Linked DNA regions of Homo sapiens: region 1 is linked to region 2. A link is a loop called in an ENCODE intact Hi-C map of the cell type or tissue named here. Cell type or tissue: IMR-90. All regions are shown on one strand. Links, peaks and the distances in the headings refer to the core of each region. The heading gives the core; the rest is flanking DNA.

Region 1 (2,810 bases), core at 289-2,788, 140 kb after region 2:
ATGGGTTTCCACTTTTGCATCTGGATCATTTTTCTCTTGCCACCACCATGTAAGAAGTGCCTTTCACCTCCCACCATGAACCTGAGGCCTCCCAAGTCATGTGGAAATGTAAGTCCAATTAAACTTCTTTTTGTTCCCAGTTTTGGGTATGTCTTTATCAGCAGTATGAAAACAAACTAATATATCAGCCATGAAGAAAGTGAGTATTCAGTGTGCAAACGCCTGGTTTGATTTGTTTACATGCATGTCTGGGGTGACTGAACTCAAGTAATGCACCTAAGGCTCTATGTTTTGGATAGAAGTTTGGGTTTGATAGCAGGCACCAAAAGCAAATGACTAACTCAGGGGACAGAATACAGCATGTCTGTGTCCTGGGGAAGACCATAAACTCTGTCTTTCCAACTGTACAGGTCACTATAAGGATATAGTGAGTTAAGGCAGGAGAATGTGCTTGGTAATCTGTAAAGTGTTTTAGAATTGCACGGGAAAATTCCATGAGTTCCACTATGATTGAGACTAATTTTGTGGCTTTGCAAGGAGATTTGGCATGGAAACATACTCATGCTTTGATAACTGAAAGCAAAATTCTGCAATGAAACCATCATCTTGAGTGTGTGCTATCATGCTCAGTAATCCAAGATCTCACAGCTTACGTGATTCTCAACCATCTCAGCCTCTTCCAACTTTGGTGTTTCCAGTCTCAGAAAGGTGAGGACCTTTTCCCACATATAAGCAGTGACATCTTTAAGTCTCACAAAAGATTTACTTTGAAAAGATTTTCTTTTTTGGGGTAAAGTCATGAGAAAACCTCTCAGCTAGGAAAAAGAAAAAAATAAAGACAAATTTCATGTTAGCAGCCTAAATAAAGAGCTTTGTTAACGTGATAAACTATGCAATGGAGATTATATCTGATGATGCTACTTTACGAGCTTTTGGTAAAATAGTGATTTCTTGGTGAAAAAAAGCAAAATCAGGAAAATACCTCTCCTGAATTGAACTAAATGGCAGTAAGATGATCTCAGCAATGGAAATTCATTGTATTATAAAGGTTGTTTTCAGTATCTAACTTTGGAGACTGAGATTATCAACGCGATGTGCATGCCCATATGTAAAGTCTGTGTCTCAGTTTCAGTGTCCCCTGGTGAACCATTCTGAGCTGTGGGTGAGCCTCAGGAGAGAGGCCTGTGCCTGTGCCTGGGAGACCAGAAAGGGTCTTGGGCTCAGCAAGTTGTTGTGCCCTCAACATGTGCTCTATAAGCCTCCAGGTGGTTTATTTCTTCACTGCAGGCTGTAAGCTGTTAGCTCAAAAGCCTACTGGTAACAAACTCGAATTTTTACACATCCAATTGTTTAAAAAATAACCCAAACAGGGCTGGGCGCAGTGGCTCATGCCTGTAATCCCAGCACTTTGGGAGGCCAAGGCAGGCGGATCATGAGGTCAGGAGATTGAAACCATCCTGGCTAACATGGTGAAACCCTGTCTCTCCTAAATTACAAAAAAAAAAAAAAAAAAAATTAGCTGGGTGTGGTGGTGGGCACCTGTAGTCCCAGCTACTCGGGAGGCTGAGGCAGAAGAATGGCGTGAATCCGGGAGGCGGAGCTTGCAGTGAGCAGAGATTGCGCCACTGCACTCCAGCCTGGGCGACAGAGCAAGACTCCGTCTCAAAAAAAAAAAAAAAAACACCCAAACAAACATTTTAGCCATTTAGAGCCTGTCAGCTTTACACACCCTGCAAAACCTCAGGGGACAGCTGTTACCCACTGATAATGTTATAAGGCCCCAAGCTGCTGCTGGCTTCAGGAGCTTTCTGACCCAGAGCCTCCCCTCCATGCTGCTAAGCAGCATCGTCTAAGGGGTAAGCTCTCTCTCTGCTGCCCCTCTCCCCTGAGATCGCCCTTGCTCTTCTTCCTTTTTGGATGGTTCTTGGCCCCTACGCTGTAAACCTGTGGACAGTTTCATAGCATGAAGTATGAGGGAGTTCCCCCACATGGAAACACTTCAAAACATTACCCAGATAAAGCTTGTGTGTGTTATCATCTCTTGTGGTCATATGTTTGTTCTTGATTGGTCCCCAAATCCCTCGAACCCCTCACAAAATTTCAGAACTCTGCAAAGATGCTCAGGAGCCTGAAAGGGTAGGCCATTGGTGTGTAGGTCTGAGGCCTCCTGGATTTACCAGCAACACACCCATGGCAGACAGCAAGACCTGACTCTTCCACCCAGAGACCTCAATGCAATATTGCCTGCCTGTCTCAGAAGATAGCATCCAGGTGCCTAAGCACGACATTCAAGGCCCTCCATTCCTGACTCCAACCATCCTTTTCAACATAATGCCCACTTGACCCAGAACTCCAGCATGGCCCTCCCTGCATGCCCCCTGTCTAAAATGCTGCTCTCAGCAGTCATCACCATGAGTGGAACTGCTCATCAAGGCTCACTCTCCTGTTGTATGAAGATTTCCTGGTCTCCCTAGGAAGAATAAATGAGTCTCTGATCTAAGTTTCTTGCTCTTTGAGGACACTTCTAGTTAGGCTTTAAAATTGCCTATCATTGTGTAGGATCTGTATGCTGAGAACTATAAAACAGTGATGAAAAAAATCAAAGAGTATCTAAATAAATGGAGAGAAATACAGAATTCTAGGATCAAAAAAGCTTAATATTATTAGGATGCCAATTCCCCCCAAATTTGATTTATAATTCCACAGCAAGTTCAATCAAAACACCAACATGATTTTTTAAAAAGATAGTAACAAGATGATTCTAAAACATATTGAAAGGCAAAAGAGCTAGAACACCTACAGTCAAAACA
Region 2 (2,810 bases), core at 40-2,539:
TGGGCCTTAGTGTGAGGGGTGGTAGCCCCTCAGCCTCCTGTTGGTGGAGGCCTCAGAGGAGCAGAGAGGACATCTCCTCCTTTTGAATCCTGGCACCTGAGCCAGAAACCGGCTCTCCCAAGAGGTAATATGCATTTCCAAGCCGAGCTGTACACAGAGCTGAGACCCACATTGGCCACTGGCCAGCTGGTGCCCTTGGGTAAGTAATGGCAGCCCTGAATCTCTGTATTCTCAACTTTAAAAGACGAGAAAGGTGCTTTTCTTGGGAGTGCTGTGTCAATTAGGAAGAGGATGGTGTGCAGCAGGCACTTAATTGGCACTGCATTCCTCCTGTGCGGGGTACTCTGGACCTTTCCTCCTCCCTCTGGGCTCCTTAGAAGCGAGGATCAGCCCCTCTGGGCTTATTATCTCAGGCTGCCCCTTCACCCACCCTGTTTGTTGTCTGCTCCTGGGCAGAGACCTTCATTAAGGGCAACAGTGTCAAGGGGTGGCCCAGGCCCTGGAGCCAACCCTGGAAGCATCACTTCTTGCCTGTTGCCCCTATTTTGAGGCTCAGTGGGAATGCCCATGGCCAGCTCCACAGCAAGACAGATGGCTCTGTCACTGGCCTTGAGTAATGGGAGGCTCCTCTCACCCTACTGGGCCAAAATCAAAGGTTTCTACCATCTTTGTGAGGCAGTTTTACATGTATCAATCTCATTTGGACCCTCTCATAAACTCAAGCAGGGCAGGGGCAGGGTAATTAGCCCTCTTTAACAGGATCAGAAACTGAGATTCAGAAAGCCACTCATCCAGTGTCTTGCAGCTCCCAGGGGCTGGGCCACACATCACGCAGCCTTGGTGCCCCTCCTCCTCCCATTGGCCAATTTTACTGGAACCCATGGGTACACGAGGCCTTAGGACACCTCTGCTATTCTTACCAGCCCTGCTAAAATATCCCTAAGGACAGCAGGCTCCAGGATGTGATGTCTAGATGTTTGCAGCTTTTCTCAGGGGAACTCCAGTTGTTATCTAATCATTTCAACACAAAACCTCAAAATAAACCCACATGAATTATGGACTAAATGCCCAACTCACAAGAATTTTGTAAAATAAACGATGAATCATCTAAAATATTTCATGTATGTGTTGGACAAATCTGAATTGTGTACGCAGGTCTATCCTCAGAGCCTTGGTAAGTAGAGATTCTCTAGGGAAAAAGTTTGAGAGCAAACTTAGGCTTGGGAGAAGCAACAGGGTTGAGGCTGAGCGTGGGATTGATGCTGGAGTGTCACTCACTTTTCTGGCCTTGAGGAAGCCGTTTAGAATCCTGAGGCTCAATTTTCTCATTTATAAAATGAGGTAATGGCTGGGCATGGTTGCTCATGCCTGTAACCCCAGCATTTTGGGAGGCCGAGGTGGGCAGATCACCCGAGGTCAAGAGTTCAAGACTAGCCTGGCCAACATGGCAAAAGCCCATTTCTACAAAAATACAAAAATTAGCTGGGCGTGCTGGTACACTTCTGTAATCCCAGATACCCGGAAGGCTGAGGAGGGAGAACACTTGAACCCAGGAGATGGTGGTTGCAGTGAGGCGAGATCATACCACTGCACTCTGGCCTGGGTGATAGAGTGAGACTCCATCTCAAAATAAATAAATAAATACATACATAATAAATAAAATGAGGTAACAAGACTTTTTTCAAAGGGTACTTTTGAAGTTTCTAATTTTTTTTTTTTTTTTTGAGACGGAGTCTCGCCCTGTTGCCCAGGCTGGAGTGCAGTGGTGCGATCTGGAATTACAGGCGTGAGCCACAGCGCCTGGTCTAATTTTTGCATTTTTAGTATAGACGGAGTTTCACCATTTTGGCCAGGCCGGGATCAAACTCCTGACCTCAAGTGATTCGCCTGCTTGGTCTTCCAAAGTGTTAGGATTACAGGCGTGAGCCACCTTGTCTGGCCTGATGCTTCTTTCTTTTTCTAAAAAAGACAGCTTCATACTTTTCTTTCTTGTCCTTTGCTTTGTTGCCAAGCTTGGAGATGATGAAATTGAGACTTAAAATAAGACAGTACGATCACCTTTTCTTGTATGTGGTTTGCAATTGAGTCCTAAGAGGCAGAAGGGGGCCACTCTGGAAATTCCAAGTCCTTGGGAGTGGTTTGTGTTTACAGTTTCACACAAAAATGAACCAGTTCCATGAAGACTCAGAAGGGAGACTCAGAAGGGTGGAGGGAAGAAGAGGGGTGGATGATGAGAAATTGTTTAATAGGTATAATGTACATTATTTGGATGTTGGATACACTAAAATACCTCTACACAATTGATATGGTTCAGCTCTGTGTCCCCACCCAAATCTCATCTGGAACTGTAATCCCCACATGTTGTGTCGAGGGAGGGACCTGGTGGAGGGAGATTGGATCATGGAGGCAGCTTTTCCCATGCTGTTCTAGTGATAGTGAGGGAGTTCTCACAAGATCTGATATGTTTATAAGTGTTGGGCAGTCACTCCTTCACTTGCACTCTCTCCCCTGCTGCCTTCTGAAGAAGGTGACTGCTTCCCCTTCTGCCATGATTGTAAGGTTCATGAGATCTCCCCAACAATGCAGAACTGTGAGTCAATTAAGCCTCTTTCTTTTTTTTAATTACCCAATCTTGTGTGGTATCTTTATAGCAGTGTGAAAACAGACTAATACAACAATATATCTATGTAACAAAGTTACACTTGTACTCCATAAGTTTGTACAAATAAAATGATAAAACTGAACCAGTTCTAAATCAGGTTAAATTGAACAAGAATATCAGGCATAGTCCATGGAAAACAACCCATACT

The links. Peaks named below come from ENCODE experiments on the same cell type or tissue, not always from the same donor. Only the 100,000 strongest peaks of a DNase experiment are listed, where the experiment ranks them.
Region 1: a loop joins it to region 2, with 2.9 times the contacts of the local background. A loop is called at or near these places in 5 of 110 quality-filtered maps.

What each region holds. Positions count from the first base shown.
Region 1 is chr7:47,795,336-47,798,145 of GRCh38, forward strand. PKD1L1 (polycystin 1 like 1, transient receptor potential channel interacting) reads right to left here. Exons shown (of 57, transcript NM_138295.5): 55 at 654-815. PKD1L1-AS1 (PKD1L1 antisense RNA 1) reads left to right here. Exons shown (of 4, transcript NR_161269.1): 1 at 1-108. Among named protein-coding and RNA genes, the nearest start is that of PKD1L1-AS1, 1.4 kb to the left of the region's middle. In IMR-90, for the core only: a CTCF peak has its summit at 1,272; DNase peaks (open chromatin) are centred at 556 and 1,256; H3K4me3 peaks cover 426 bases; H3K27ac peaks cover 1,042 bases.
Region 2 is chr7:47,650,675-47,653,484 of GRCh38, forward strand. No RefSeq gene overlaps it. Among named protein-coding and RNA genes, the nearest start is that of LINC02902, 3.2 kb to the right of the region's middle. In IMR-90, for the core only: no CTCF peak of the experiment used is centred there; DNase peaks (open chromatin) are centred at 1,067 and 2,107; H3K27ac peaks cover 1,677 bases.